2 separate regions of the Homo sapiens genome follow, and region 2 is linked to region 1. The links are chromatin loops, found by intact Hi-C in ENCODE. Cell type or tissue: heart left ventricle. All regions are shown on one strand. Links, peaks and the distances in the headings refer to the core of each region. The heading gives the core; the rest is flanking DNA. Region 1 has its middle 150 kb from the start of DSC3. Region 2 has its middle 18 kb from the start of MIR302F.

Region 1 (8,353 bases), core at 127-8,126:
AAAATCACAAGATTAATATGAAAACCTTGGAAACACTTCCTGTGTATGTCACAAGTCGAAGACATTTGCTCTACATTATTGGGGCTTTTAGAGAAATATCTAAAAGCTTTTATGACAAAGGAAGATACCAAACAACATTTTTTATTAAAATATGAATCTAAAATTCAGAATTACCTTGTTTTTCAAAGTCTCTTGAATTATGATATTTTCTAAAACTGAGATGAGGAAAAAAATCTATTGTCAAGTTAAATTGTTAATTAGTTGTGTAAAGTAAGAAAAAAAAGTTCAGTTTTGACCAGTGCCCAAAGTCCTAATAACAAGTGATACATTTACTTTTTTTTTTTTTTTTAACTAATAGAAAGCTTAAAATGGCTAATATTGACTACAGGTAAAATTCAATGAAACCATACTGTCGATTTGCTTTAGAATTTCTCAGCAGCATTAAAAAGAAGTCTAAAAATAAAGCATAAGCCAGGCGCAGTGGCTCATGCCTGTTATCCCAGCACTTTGGGAGGCCGAGGCAGCCGGATCACCTGAGGTCGGGAGTTCGACACCAGCATGACAAATATAGAGAAACCCCGTCTCTACTAAAAATACAAAATTAGCCAGGCATGGTGGCACATGCCTGTAATCCCAGCTACTCAGGAGGCTGAGGCAGGAAAATCGCTTGAACCTGGGAGGCAGAAGTTGCAGTGAGCCGAGATCGTACTATTGCATTCCAGCCTGGGCAATAAGAGCGAAACTCCATTTAAAAAAAATAAATGAATAAAAATAAAAACAAAAAGCATTATCGTATATTTCCAAAAGAACGTTTAGAAATTATTTTGTATTTCACTGTCATGTTATTAGATTTTGTAATACTTGATTCACGAGTAATAAAAAAAATTTAATTGGGAAGATTTTACAATGTGTGAGGAAATAAAACTAAGATTCATATAGCAGTAACTCTATTAAACAATAATATAACTAAATTTTTCGCCTAAAATTCAAGGTCTCTGTTTAATTATCTATTCTAACCTTCAGTTGAAGATCCATGTTGAGGAACAAAACTGTAGTACTGGCAGCATCTCACCTTCAAATAACCAAAATCCTCTCATCCGAGGCCTTGTTTCTAGTTTTCCAATTTTACCCTTAGACAGAGATCCCCAAACTTTCAGTTCACAGTGCCCTTACTATCTCAGTAATTCTGTTTTTTGTTTGTTTGTTTTGTTTTTGTTTTTTTTTTTTTGGGACGGAGTCTTGCTCTGTCGCCCAGGCTGGAGTGCAGTGGCGCCATCTCGGCTCACTGCAAGCTCCGCCCCCGGGTTCACGCCGTTCTCCTGCCTCAGCCTCCCTAGTAGCTGGGACTGTAGGCGCCTGCTACCACGCCCGGCTAATTTTTTTGGTATTTTTAGTAGAGACGCGGTTTCATCGTGTTAGCCAGGATGGTCTTGATCTCCTGACCTCGAGATTCGCCCGCCTCGGCCTCCCAAAGTGCTAGGATTACAGGCGTGAGCCACTGCTCCCGGCCCTATCTCAGTAATTAAGTGTTCCTAGGACAAAAGAAATGCCCAACGGTTACATCTATTAAGTTGTGAGATGCACACAACTTAAGAAGTACTTACGTCTTAACAACTTAGTAGATATCTGAAAAGAGAATACACATACATTGAAAGGAAAATTAGTGTTATTTCATTCTTAAGTAGCGGTAACCTATTACTAATGGGATGTGTATTGCTGCTGCGTATTGCACAACTTTTCAAATCAGATTAGACATCCCAATCTGAAATCAGATTAGACACCCCAATTTTCATTTGGTACTTGCTTTTTATTGCAACAAGTGCCAAAAGTAAAGAACAACTTCTCAAAAACATGATGTAAGTGAAGAGAATATAGTGTGATTTAATGTTAAGTCTGTGAACTACCCTGAGCTAGCAGTTCTCCCAATATTCAACAGATGTCATAAGTGGAGTTTCTGTTAGAAAAAAGTTTAAATTTCCCACAGAGCCTCTAAATTTACTGAAGCACCAGCAAACCTTGGCACAGACTTTGGAATCTACATTCCTTAAGGAAATTCTAGAGAAAAATTAAACAAGCTAATTGTATGTCTATTCTTGTCTTAAAATCTCTGATGACAATCTCATGCCTCCAGTTCCAACATCATTCTCTCTCTCTCTGTCTCATTGTCACACACATGTGCACGCGCACACACGCACACACACACATTTGATCACCTTCTACCTCTCATTTATTTCATTTATTCAAGAAATATTTATTGAGTGCCTACTATAGACATCTTGCTAAATTATAAGGGCACAGCAATGAACAAGATTCAGCCTTTGTTCATATACAGAGCTACTGGGAAAGCTAGAGAAGCAATTAGCCAATTATAATGCTATTCTACTAAAAATAGAAAAGAGAAGAAAGTACTGTGAAAAACACATAGGCAAGATAACTAGCCCAATCTAGGGAATTTGACAGGAGTCATAGAAATCAAAAGTCTAAGATTATCAATAGATATCATAGATAAGTATTATTCCCTATAGAGCTCAGCGTTCACTTAAATGATATACTCTAATAGATACATTTTTTTCTGTTTCACAAAAATGAAGTTTCTGATATTGGGAAACATTTGAAGGAATTGTACCTTCTAAATTATTTAAGGGAAAAAAAATAAAGCCAGCGTCAAACACTAATACACCAAAAACTGCTATCATAAAATGGTATCATAATAGACCAAGGCAAAATGTGCAAACCTAAAGGGATCCCCCTTTGGAGACAGTATGTTGAGGCTTTTGGAAAGAGAACATCTGATCCACGGAAATTCTGATAGAAGGATATCAACTTCACCAATTCACTGAAATGGATCTTTAGTATCCAGAGTATCTCCAAATATATGCTTTTGGTTTCATTTTTCTTCTTAATGGTTAAAATCACATACGCATGTACAGTTAGATGTGCGATGATCTCAGAACAATGATACCAAATATCTTTTTTATTTTCCTTTCTAAAATATTTCTGCTTGTAAAGTCATCTAGGGACTTAGTTAACTGTACAGTTTATAAGCTGATTGTCTCCTCCTGTCATGGCAAGTCATCACCATCATTGACATACTTATTCCTTCTGCTTATTCACGTGCACTGGGAAGCAGAAAGTACCTATGATGTCAGAAGTCTCAGGAAGTATTGCAAAAAAGGGTCAAGACCTGGCATAGAGAATTTGTATCATCAGAAGGAAAGCGTGCTCATTGGTTTAACTCCTGCCTCTAGATGCTTTCATAGCCTTCTCTAAGCGAGCAGAAATAATGGTAACAAGCCCTTATGCCACACTTATTATGAACCAGGTAACTTTCATCACGATTTACCTGTGATAAACTCTCTGACTCCATGTAACCCCGTGAGTTAGGTACTTTCATTACCCCAATGAGAAATTGAGGCACACAGAAGAAATTGTCAGATAGTGGAAATTGATTTAAAATACAGTCTAGTTTCAGCATCTTTTTCAAACCAGTGCCTCCTTCCACAGATCTTTATGCTGGTTATTCCCACCTGAATGAGTTACAGATTTATCTACAAACCATGGAGAATAGATACCTAAGAAGAAATGTAGGGATTTTTGAACAAGGAGAACCTACATATTCTCAAGTTCAGTGGAAATATTCAAACTTATAATTATTACTAATTAAGATTCTCTTATTGTCTGAGACTTCCTCCAAAGGATGTCACCATGCATCACCAGACATAAACAAATCTTTCAAGCTAACCACAATTCTCCCAAATTGGTGTTAACCAATATATGAATAGGAAGCATCCAGCCCCTTGGCAGTAACTGCAAGGGCAGTACTGTTTTCCCTTGGCAATTCCTGCCTAGATTTTTAGTCAGCCTATGATTCTCTAGATTTGACTGATAGCTCTAACTCTCATGTTTAAACTTTAATACTGCTGTGCAATATTGACCTATTTCCATGATATTTCAAATGATGTTAGGTGGCCTGACCTCTGCTTTAGGGATCTGAAAGTTTTCCTGCCCTTTCCTGGATCTTTCTTGAAGACATGAGCCCATGCCTGCATGTCGCATTCATTGGCCTTTCCAAGAACTACAGCCAGGGGATCCAGATGTGGCCATGGTATGGTTTAGCATGTGCAGGAGAAAGCAGGCTCCTTATCTGGCATCTGAGCTTGCTTGAGTACCATGCCATGGGAGTATTTATGCAGTGAACAACCCATAGTCAGAAAATGTTTTTTCAATATTCAGAGTTCATGAAACAGTAATATTCTTATGCATTGGTTTTAAATGTCTGGCTTTTTCCTGTAACCAATGAGTCATCCAGGCTGGGATGTTTTGCAGTTATTTCAGATAATGTAAAACCTCACTACATGAAGGGAAATAACATGCACTATATATTAGAACTTACTTTTTCTCCACAGTTTCCAAGATTTACATCAAATAGGAAAAATAACACGGTGAAAGCATTCTTCGGGTCATTTTTAAAAAGTAAAGTAACTGAAGTCAGATGCCAGAATGCATTTCAGTTGACTGTGACTTTTTTTCCTGTTTGGTAAAGAATGATTGTGATAACAGCCTGATCATGAGCTTGATAGAAAAATGCAGGGCCACGTATTGTTCCTAACCAACAGCACCATCTTCTGTCTGCAGGATGTCAGATCTGGGAAAAGGATAGCTCGCTTTGCCATGAGGCATTCAAATTTGAGGGCTTAGACAAACAATGTAAATCCCCTTTCTTCCTACCTTGACATCGGTGAGGTCAAATTCATTTTAAAACAGTGAAAACTGCATTTTAGGAAAAATAAGCTTAAAATTCAACCAAGAATTGCACATGGAAAGCAACATCACAACATCAATATCGTTCTGCTTCTTGCAGAACTGTACTCACCCAGGTATCCTTTTATCTATACTTCCCACTTAGAAATTCTGCAAAAAAGGCTGAAATTTCATGGATTTTACAGAAAGGGGAGTGTGACCTCTAGTTTGTTACAATTACAATGATTTAGAAAACTATCTCAAATATTGGAGTCACCCCCATCTGAATATTACAAGGGGGAAAATAGGAAGATCTAGAGGTGTGAATAATGTCACACAACCCCTTTAAATATGTATACCTTCCAAACAAAAAGCTATGTGAAACATGTATAGCCACTCCTTTTTGTTGTCTGTTTTAGATAAATCAACTAACTGAAGCCTTAAGCAATTAAATAATTTATAAAGGAAAAGCTAATTTGCTACTAAATTTGTCAAATGCATTAAGTAATGTAATGAATAGTAATGCAGGTGAGTGTGCAGGAGGTCACAGCACAGGTCTAAGTGGTGCTTAGGTACATCTGGGCAAGTCTAGTGGGGACATGGTTTCTCCAAGATTCTGTGTTCAAGGGGGCTGAGAAGAGGTCATCCTGAGGTGAAATGAATCCAGGTACCAACCAGCCATGCATCCTAAACCATAAACAGTAGGAAAAGTCTGGAAACATGACTTTTGTCCTCATATCTGCCTCCCAAATGAGTCTTTTGAAGAGCAGGGAAACTATATAAAATCTGAGGAAGTTTCGGCCCTAACATTTTGTAACACATTGGAACGCAAGTCGACCTATCTCTACAGGAACATCACCCAGAGACGGGCTTTCACTCCAAACTTGTCACACACCACTGTGCGATATTGCGATTATATGATAGTGATGTTGGGCCAAGCATCTCTGGTGTCTGAGAAGAGAACATTTCAAAAGATGTTTTTGGTGAATCTATTTGAAAAACATCCTAGCAGGACTTCTGAAATTAGGTGGTAGCCAAAATGGACAGGGGTTATTCGTAAGAAGGAAGGATTTGCAGGGGATAGAGAAAAGATAGAAAGAGGCCAGGCGTGGTGGCTCACGCCTGTAATCCCAGCACTTTTGGAGGCCGAGGCGGGCAATTTATCTGAGGTCAGGAGTTTGAGACCAGCCTGGCCTACATGGCAAAACCTCGTCTCTACTAAAAATACAAAAATTAGCCAGGCATGGTGGTGCACACCTGTAGTCCCAGCTACCCAGGAGGCTGAGGCAGGAGACTCACCTGAACCCTGGAAGTGAAGGCTGCAGTGAGCCAAGATCATGCCACTGCACTCCAGCCTGGGAGACAGAGCGAGACTCTGTCTGGAAAAAAAAAGAAAAAGGAAAAAGAAAAAAATGCAAAGTCAGTTATCACAGTTATCACATGTCCATTCATTCCTTTTAGTGAAATTATAGAATTCAAGTGTGAACACAGGAGGGCTTAGTTCTCAGGAAAAAAATATAAATAAAAGATTCACATGATTAATATGTAATATTTCTCAAAGGACCTTACATCACTTAACCAACCTTCGAATTACCTCTACATAGTCAAAGAATTGTGCTATTATAAGTAAATATTATGAATTAATTTAAGATGGATCCTTTGGGCAGAAATGGATTTTTTTTTTCCTAAAAAATACCAACATTGGTTGTGAAGTCAGCTAAAATTTAATGGAGAAGTACACAACTATCCATTTTGTTTTCGCTAGACAGGTAGTATTTGACATTTTTTTTTTTTCCTACTTGAAGACATGGAAGCATGTAAATGATCCCTTGCTATTTGTGATTCTATTTGTTACATTTATTCAAATTTTCTACAGAAAGATGTTTGAATTAGAACCAATAAGTTTCCTGGTAAATAAGTGACACAACCTTGCCCAAGTCCTGAAGTCATTGATTCCAAAGGACTAAGCTGCTGTGCCAGTTTACCTGTGGAGACTACAGAAACCAAAACTATGCCAAATAGAGAAATGTAAATGTCCTTACTGGAATTTGAATGGTAAACACGTGACTTTTTTCTCCAGAATAGAAATCCTTACAGATGTTTAAATCATTGCAACTCAAAACTATTTAAAAACAATTGGCTACAGAAACCCACTAATCAATGCAGAAATTACAGTAGAATAATAGGTTGCTATAAAAATTGTATAAGTTAATTTTCAGGTAGAAATATTAGTGGGTTTTTCCTAATTTATATCTTTTTAATCTTTCACAGTCTTCATTTAAACTTCATTAGAAAGTTTTCAGAACACTCATGATGCTATATTTTCTTAGTTTCCCTCTTATATTAACCACATCTCCCAGTCGAATTACTTTCATTGCAAATATCGTTTTAAGATCTCTGCTTTTCAAAGATGCAATTAACAAGAAATTGAGGATGCTGTTTTAAGGAGCCATGTCCTAAGCTTCCCCAAAACCAGACCATTTTCAAGCCATCAGTTAAGATCATAAAATGTGATTTAGAGGATTTTATGTATTTAATTTCTACAGCAGATATCTGAACGAGTACCTTTTAGCACAGTTGCCTATGTTGTAGACTTAAAGTAACTTTTTGAGAAGCACAGAATGTCTTTTCTGAGTCAACACAGCTATATGGTTTATAAAAGAACCATCTGCTCTCTTTAAGTGCATACTTTGTTAACCAGACACTAGGCAGCTATCTCTAGTCTCTCTGCTTGCCCTTTGCCCCCTGCCAAGGTCATTCCAGGGAAAACAGAACACTTCGCATTGAGAATCAGCTTTTCATTCAAAGCTTCCCCCATTCTCCTATGGATTTTAATCATATCCTTAATGTGAAATGGCATCAAGGACAAATTATCCAAGACAGAAGACAAAATGCTTAGTTTCTAAGAGCTTTACTTAACTATACCACTGCCTTATATGCCTGGTACAGAAATGGAAAAAAAAATCAGTATGTGAGCACTTTCTGCCCAGAGCCAGGACCCTAAAGATTGAGAATACTCGTATCAGTTCTGAATAAACACTTATATAAGGCAACAGGTGTTGTAAAACCAGCCTTTCATCATCTGCCTCCTAAAACTCAAAAGATAATAAAGATGCTGATGAGAAACCACTAGGGTAAGTGAACAACTTTAAGTAATCCATTAAAGGGCAAGATTCTGGTTCAAAAGGACCAAGAAATTGATCTTCCTTTTTCCTCTCATATCAGGGCACATTGATAGTTATTGACTCTTCTTATACAATAATGAATGTGTTGCTGGGTAAATTCCTAGATGGGAAGAAGGTGAAAAAAAAATCAAGAGTAGAAGCCTATTAAAATAAACCCCTTAATGTGAGTGTTCCAGAAGTATGGTGGCTTTTGCAACCAAAGAGCCGTAAATCAGAGAGCTTGCTACTATCATTTTAATAAATACAAAGAATGCCACTGATGATCTTGAAATAAATTCTTACCAAATTTGATAATTATTTAAGTAATTTCTTTAAAACCTACACTATTAATAATAGTTCTTTTATATTTTTGACAAAAATACAACTTTAAACCAACATGATAATAAATCTAATATCACTCTATTTTTTCCCTGTTTGCATTCATTTCA
Region 2 (8,353 bases), core at 341-8,340, 610 kb before region 1:
AGTAGTAAATTGTTCAGTGGGGCCATTTTAAAATGACTTCCCAAACTAATAATTTAATAAATTTAAAAGAAACTTGCATTGATCTGTTTTAGTAATCTACATGCCTCCTGAATCAAAATGATACTTCTAAATTTTATTTTGTTTAAATGCTTATAGTAGCTCTTGCATAATAAAAAAACCTAAAAACAGAAAATAAAAACACACAAACAAAATAACAACAGAATACTTATGATTAATCCAGACTGAAATACCCACATTCTATCTCATTTTATACACATGAAGTTACAAACATAACTTTTTAATTGCCTATCACTAATATATCTAGACCATACAATTTGCAGAAATAATTTTAATTTTTTAATAAATCTTCTGACATAGCATCACCATTATGCTAAAATCTTGATAATGTTTTTAAATCTGATTTTAGTTTATTTGACAGACAAGCATTGAAAACATATTTTTAATTAATGTAATCAATCTTTTTTTTTAACGTAAGTTGTGCTAACTTTTCTTTGCTTGGAAGCATGATGATTATAACACTGGAAATCTCACCATGTCAGATGTCCTATTTAAGATCATGCTTAAATTGCAAATTTTAAAACACAGACATTTTGTTCATTTTGTGGTTATACTTTCCATTCCACCTCTGTGATTCAAAGCACATAAAAGAATAAGTGTTCACAATAGAAATGACAATAAACTTCCTCAAGCAGTACTGCCCTAAAAATTAAAGCAATAATAAAAAATTTCTCCCCAACTCACTGCATTGGCTTTTTAACCATGATTCATATAAGGAAACACACACACACACACACCCCAGATTAGAAGAAGAAGATATAAAATCTTCTTATATATGTGGGGGTAAACTTTTCTCATATTCTACTGCTTATGACAGTAAAATCTTTTGGCAATTTATCAAAAACTCAGTAAATTCTTGGACTGTAAGCAATGACATACAAACTTCCAAAGAGCCACAGAGGAATAGAACATTGAATTGTTTATATCCTGGAATGAAAACAAAAAAAAACAGCTAGTGAGAAAGAGTTCCAAAATATAAGGAAACATGTTATGAAAGTTAGCAATTTTTGTTGTATATGTATTTTTTCAAAGCACATACAGAAAATCTAGTCCACATGTAACATAAAATGTAATTGAGAACCACGCAATTCATTCATAGAGACATACATTTATTCATTTGTTTATTCACCACACTCCCCACACCACATTCTTCCACTTTAAGATCTGGAGTTAGCAGAAGTGATTCCAACCTCACCACTTAGTATTATATAAACTTAAACTAATTATTTGTGGTATCAGGACTTCATGCTGTTGTTAAGATTACATCAAGTCATGAATATAAAATAATTAGCACAATCTCTGATACGTAGCAAATGTTTATTGTATGTTGTTCAATTTTATTAATATTTCATGCATGTTGTTGATCCATATATGATGTGAATTGGGACCCTGATCACAAGCTGAGAAGACTATTATGGTATAAAAGGAAAATGCATAAATAATGGTCATGCAATGTAGAAAGTGGAAAAGAAGGGCATAAGAGAAATATAGAAGCATGTTCTAACTTTACAATTTAGAAACAATAGAATACTTGTGGTATATAATATTTTTGACTTCTAATGTATAAATTTTTTCGCCTAAACTATATTTACCCTCTTCCTCAAAGGCACAGCTAAACATGACTCAGAACTTTTCTGATCTTATGTGGTCACCTACACTTTGTTGTTTAATGAAATATAATCTCATCAATCGGTTTACTCAACTTTATCAGAATAGACATATTGAAAACTTCCAAGCATGGTTCAAAAGGCCCTATAGATTGTGCATGTTAATTAATTGAAAGAGAGTAGACAATTTCAATGTTAGTTGACTTCAATTTTTGACCATTAGTAACATAAAACCCAAAGCTTTTTAATGACATGTCAATGGCCCAAATATTAATTAACAACAGGAAATCAGAATGTAAGTTTGCCAACTATTTCAAAGTTCCCAATAAACAGCATTATAAATATTACTAGGGACTCTAAATTACTAAACTCAGAATCTTAAAGAGTCAGATTTCTTAGATACAAATTTCAGGTCCACAACTTACTATCTGTCAGAACATGGGGCATTTGAATCACTCTTTGCCTCAATATTCACATCTAGAAAATGGTCATAAAATTATTATCAGTCCTTAGATTTGTCATGACATTAAAATAAGACAATATATGAAAGTATTCTGGAATGTTCTGGCAGGATTTTAGCTCAAGAAATTTTAGTTATTATTATTAATATTATGGATTAAATATCTGTATTTGCTCTTGTAATTGGCCTTTCAACTAAGAAATATGACACTGTCACAGAAATTCCATATTAGTAGAGATATTTCACTCAGAAAACTGAGCTGTTAATATTTTATTCTTTCATAACTTGCCCCTTTTTTTATTGAAAGTACCCAATTTTAGAAAATATGCTGCTGCCTACGAATCTCAATGCATACCTCATCTTAACTAGGGTATCTGTTTTATCATGGTATCTAGCTAGTTATCTCATCCTTTTTAAAGAGACAATGAGGCAGACCCTGTTCATGTACTTCATCCTAAACTAATTGAACTCGTTCCAAGACCTCTTTGCCATTCTATAAGCATTCTACATACTGATAGCAAGCCTTGCAACTCATTTAAACTTCTCACCAAACTAGTTTCCTATATTTTGTATTTCCTAGTAAGCTGCAGTTGTTTCAAACCTACTTCAGAGGGATAAAATTTATACACAAACATTCTTTTTTAAAACATTATAGACATAAAGATAATTTTATGATTACTGAACACATCTAGGGAAATTTTTACCAACAGCAGCAGTTAAATTTTGATTACAGTGTACTGAATCGTATGTATATAAGTTGTGATATGTATACATAGCATGAATACAGCTGGAAGCTTTTTAAAAATCACAACTGGAAAAAAAAAAAAGAAAGAGACAGAGAGAGAAAGAGACTTCATTTTTACCTGAGGGTCAGTCTGCAGAACAATTTCGATTTTCTAGTTTCATTGGCAGGTAAGATCCATGATGTTATTCAGCATGTGAGTGTCATGGCTTGTCTCATTTGTAAACTCCTCTTCATCATCCCTTTCATATTCATTAAAGAATAAAAGGCAATAGGATAGGATCATGGATAGCATTGAACATGGTATTTATTCAAATCATTCTGAGCTTGTAAAAAAATCACAACAACAGCTCGGTTTTTTTTTTTTTCCTTCCTAATGGATTTTCTGCAATTGTGGTGAATCATTTTAATTAATGTCTAAAGTTCCAGTTAAACTTATTTTTAAAGATATTTAAAACATTTTGCAGCATGATAATTTAGAGTAATCAAATTTCTACTCATAGAAAAAAACAGTGTTTTCATCATATATTGTTAGACAATCTGTGCTATTATATCCAATGCAATGATACAGAGCACACTTCAGCAGCCAGAGTTTATCTGCCTCAGTGCAAGATTTCACACATGACAGATTGCAAATTATTATTGTGTGGCTCTGTGATATAATGAGCTACCATTATTACATAGTAACCACTGTAGTAAGGAGATTTTCATAGGGCTGTATTTTTAATGGACTTCAGAACCAAAAACAGAACAAAAGCAAACACCCTCATTGAAGCATTTTTTTAAAGTAAAGACATCACACTAATTTTAATGTTTTATTAACTTGCTTTAGAAAACACTGGCTTTCTAAGTAGTCTACGTTCTAAATGATTTAAACTCAAATTCATAGCAAAATTAAAATTCATGGCTAAATATCTTTCCTTGATATGGAACTGGGTGAGAATGTCACTCATATCAACATATAAGATGTTTAAATCAAGATAAAAGGCTCACTTAAATCCAAATATGTTATTATTGATGTCCCAATAAAGGGTTTTTAATTACGTGGATTAAATTTCTCCCGTTGAAAATAAATACATTCAACAAGTATTCTCTGGGGAGATTGAGAATAATAGTTTGCTTTTTACATGAGCTTATTTCCAAATCAGGTGTATGAAAACACCCACAAAGAGAGAGGCAGCTATTTGTTAGTATCAGTTTTGTTCTTAAAAAGAGTTTGTGAGGAAACCCACTGGGAAAAAACAGTTTGCTCCAGCTGCTTCAGTCATTTTTCTCAATGATACCTACTGCCCCCTGCTGACTCATTACGGAATAAACCATTACATTCCTCTGGAAATTTAAACAAAGGCCTTTGAGTCATTAAGCCGGTAATGGAAGATATATTTGTTAAGGTTTGAAATTGCATACATCTTACTCCTCCCATTATGACGTATAGAAAATATTATTTCCATATCTAAGTTCTGAAATGTCCCTATTCAACTTGCATTTTGTGTGTTCTCAACTGATTTTCTAATATCCTCCCTTTCACCCACAGGCCAGCTTACGTTATAAATCCAAAGCTAGTGAAAACACAATTAGAGAAGACCATGTGAAGTGTGAAGAGCTTAATGTTTTAGGGCAATTGAGCAAGATTTATTCAGTAAATCAGAAATGTGTTTTCACTGCAAGTGAGTGTTTTATGGTGTTTCGCTTTTGACAGTCCGTTGTGGAACAAGATTGAGAAAAATTTAAGCTGGGTTTTGTAATTTATATGAGGATTGATGGATATTTTGTTTCCTCAACACTGATTAATCTGTGAAATGGAACTTACTTCAAATACACTGCAGAGTTGCTATTAAAAAGAATATATTATCCAAATTCAGGCCACAAGACTATATTACAGGATGGAATGTGTTTCAACAAATTACTGCTGACACTTTGAATAACTAGAGCCCAGGAGAAAGCCATACAGAAAATGATATTTTAGTAAGGCTTCCAGGGAGTCAATCACCAGTTTTCAGTCAAGAACATAATCGCTTGTTCTCTCTTTATTCTGAATTGCTAACCGCAAGAACTGTGTCTCATTAATTGATGACGATCTTTGAGATTATCTATACTTGTAATGTCTCTAAGCTATTTCAGCTGGAAAACTTAGGAGACTATGTTGTTAAAAACATTAAAAGAAAACAAAATCTCAGCTAGAAAAAGGAAAATAATGTATCAATTGTTATTAGCTTGCAAATGAAGTAATTACTTTCAATTTCTTGTATTAATCAGTTGTTTTAAAAGAATACATACATTATAAATTATAAATGTTGATTACTGAGAAGTAATTTAAATATTAATTAATAAGTAAATGCTGCAAAATACAGTACATAAACTTAATTTTTTAAGAGAGGTAATTGGTATTTAATTATTATATATACAAGTAAAGGATTATCAGGGATTTTAGGTAAATATATAACAAAGAATTCGATCAATTCTTATTTTTAAACATATTATTATTATATACAAGTACTAGTTTATTTTTGTTTGAGTAAGACAATTATGTCAATAAACAGAAGATATCAGTCTACCAGAAGATAACTGCCTATCAGAGGCATGTATTTGAAAACTTCCAGATGATAAAGTACCCTTTATGATGGAAAAAATAATTCCATTTTTACTCATGAAATTAAAAGGAGTTATAGCACAAAATATTTCATACTCATGACTCAAGAATTCTGCCCAAATTTATAAATTATTCTTGTAATATCCAATCAGAAAAGAACAGGGAAGACTGTAGAAAGAAAAAATCTACAAAGCTACAGCACTTACTCCAGCATTCACTCTACAATGTGCTTTTTCTCTAGTGCCATCTATTAAGTTTATTCTCCCCAAATATTGATTAAATGATTGCATTGTGTGCACACATGTGTGTATGTACTGAACGTTTCCAGGATAATTAAATGGACTAGTCTATGCATTTTCTTTCTAGATTTTAAGTGTTACAAATTATTGTAGTATTTCCTTGAATGCAGAAAAAACATGTATGTTTACTCAACTGACCTTTTCTTCCTGAAGAAAACACTTGTGTTAAAACTATATACTGCAAGTAATTGTATACTTTCTTGGAATTAGTTTTAACCTTTTACTGAGTTTTCATAGTATAAAAATGGAACATAAAATACTCATAGACCTGGAAGTTTCCATGTATCTCTCAATAAAAGTGATGAGAATTCAGGAGTGGAAACTAAAGTGTCTTGCTAAAACACACAGTAGGGTAATTTATTTTCATCACAGTTAATGCTATTTTCCTAAGTTTAATTACCTAGCATATCTAAAGAAATGCATTCTAAGCACTGACTTAAAAATTAGGAATACCAGATTCTAATATGGCCATGGTTTCTAACAAGCTGTGTATATAACAGCTTGGTAAATCATCATACCTTATGATCTTTAGTTTCCTTATCTGTAAATGTTGAAAAGGACTAGATTATTTTGCAAGTCACTTCTAGTGATATATTTCATTGATGAACATCAACAAACTTCCCTACATGGTCCACTTCCCAACGTCCTCCATTCCCCTAATTTGGCATAATCTGAATAAACTCATTTACTCCTCAGAATAATTCTCTGAGAATGGCATTGCTATCCTCATTTCACCAGTGAGAAAACTGAAGTTCAGAAAGGATAATAGGCTTGTTGAAATTCAAACAGATGGTAAATGGTGGAACTATTCATAACAATGAAAAACAAGACTGTCAGTGGGAAAGTGGGTTTTTAAGAACACAAAAATGCACGGGTGAATCATTACTATTACCATTTTAATATTGTTTAGTGGTTATTTTCTATGTAAATTCCATAGATAGATAGGTAGATAGATAGATAGATAGATAGATGATAGATAGATGATAGATATATATATATAGATAGATGATAGATGATAGATAGATAGATAGATAGATAGATAGATAGATAGATGATAGATAATAGATAGATGATTAGCCAGGCCTCTCCAGGGAAACAGAACCAATAGAATATATATATATAATTAGCTAATTCAATTATGGTGGCTGAGAAGTTCTTCCATCTGCTGTCTGTAATCTGAAGAACCCGGAAAGGAGGTGGTAATATAATTATGTTTGTATCTGATTCTGAGGGTCTGACAACCAGAGTAGAAGACCAGGGTGGTTAGGGGTGGGCAGTGCTTGTGTAAGTCTCAGAGCTGGAATGCCCTAAAACTAGGAAGTCCAATATCTGAGGACAGGAGAAAATGGAAGTCCCAGTTTAAGAAAATAGAGCAAATTTGCCTTTCCTCTACCTAATTGTTATATTGATCCCTCAGTGGATTGGATGATGTTCACCCACATTGATGAGGTCAATATTCTTTATTCAGTTTACCAATTTTAATGTTAATTTCTTCCAGAAACACCCTCACAGACATACCAGAGATAATGTTTACCACCTATCTGGGCATCCCTTAGTCCAGTCATTGACACATAATATTAACTATCAGATAGGTAGATAGATAGATAGATAGATAGATAGATAGATAGATAGATAGATAGACAGATCAACTTATAGCATTATATACACAAATAAAAATGTACAAGATAAGCTTGAACAAACACACTGTGTAAGTTCAGGAAATTCATCACTGACAAACATTAAAATGATAAAATATACACCTGTGACAATAATAATTCAACAAAACATTAACAATAAATTCAGTGAAGTTAAATAAAATGTTCTTGGGTTATTTGACATATCGTTGGGTTATTGGATCATTGGTGAAATTGATCAAAATGGACTGTGGTTGAAATAGATTCATTGTGGGTTTTCAGGAACTGAAATCAGGATAGGCCAACTCTTCTGGATATATGGGCTTTGCTGTTTCATCTCAGAATTTCTCAGTATTTAAATTATTTCTGTCATTTAATGGATTTTTTCACTTAGCAGTAGAATCTCATTACACTTAATTGCAACTAACCTGAATTTTTACCTTTTAAAATAGACTTTTCTCTTTATCCCATATTAATCTTCTCTAAATTTCCATTTCATTTGCAATTCTCTTTTTGGTCACCAAGAATCTCCAAAATGAAGTCCAGTTCATTATATGCCTCATTATCAATATTACCATAGAGCTATTATTGTAATTTACTCCAATGACTTTTGATGCCTTCAATTCAATCTTATTCTGAAGAAGCCTGGAAGTGCTAAAGCCAGATGACTTGGATCATTTTCAAAGCACAGACTAATTTTATTCCGATAGACAGTAAATCTCAGGGCCCTCCAGGAAAAATAGCAATCAACCAGGAAAGTTTTTTTTTTTCCTCTTCCTCTTGTTTTCTCCTTAGAGATAGAAGAATTTGTTTAAATTTTATATTTGTTTGTTTATTTGATCAGTGTTTTTGTTTCTTTTGGTTTTGCTTTTGTTTTTGCATTGAACCTAATGGAGATTAAAGGTCAAGAGTGTCCTGAAGGTTTACTCCAAATTACTCAGCT

Evidence for each region. A loop is a pair of places that touch in the nucleus more often than their neighbours do. Peaks named below come from ENCODE experiments on the same cell type or tissue, not always from the same donor. Only the 100,000 strongest peaks of a DNase experiment are listed, where the experiment ranks them.
Region 2: it touches region 1 in a loop (2.8-fold over the local background); 3 of 110 quality-filtered maps call a loop at or near these places.

Annotation. Positions count from the first base shown.
Region 1 is chr18:30,885,459-30,893,811 of GRCh38, forward strand. No RefSeq gene overlaps it. Among named protein-coding and RNA genes, the nearest start is that of DSC3, 150 kb to the right of the region's middle. In heart left ventricle, for the core only: a CTCF peak has its summit at 4,625 (motif pointing left); no DNase peak of the experiment used is centred there.
Region 2 is chr18:30,276,882-30,285,234 of GRCh38, forward strand. No RefSeq gene overlaps it. Among named protein-coding and RNA genes, the nearest start is that of MIR302F, 18 kb to the right of the region's middle. In heart left ventricle, for the core only: CTCF peaks have their summits at 4,182 (motif pointing left) and 4,396; no DNase peak of the experiment used is centred there.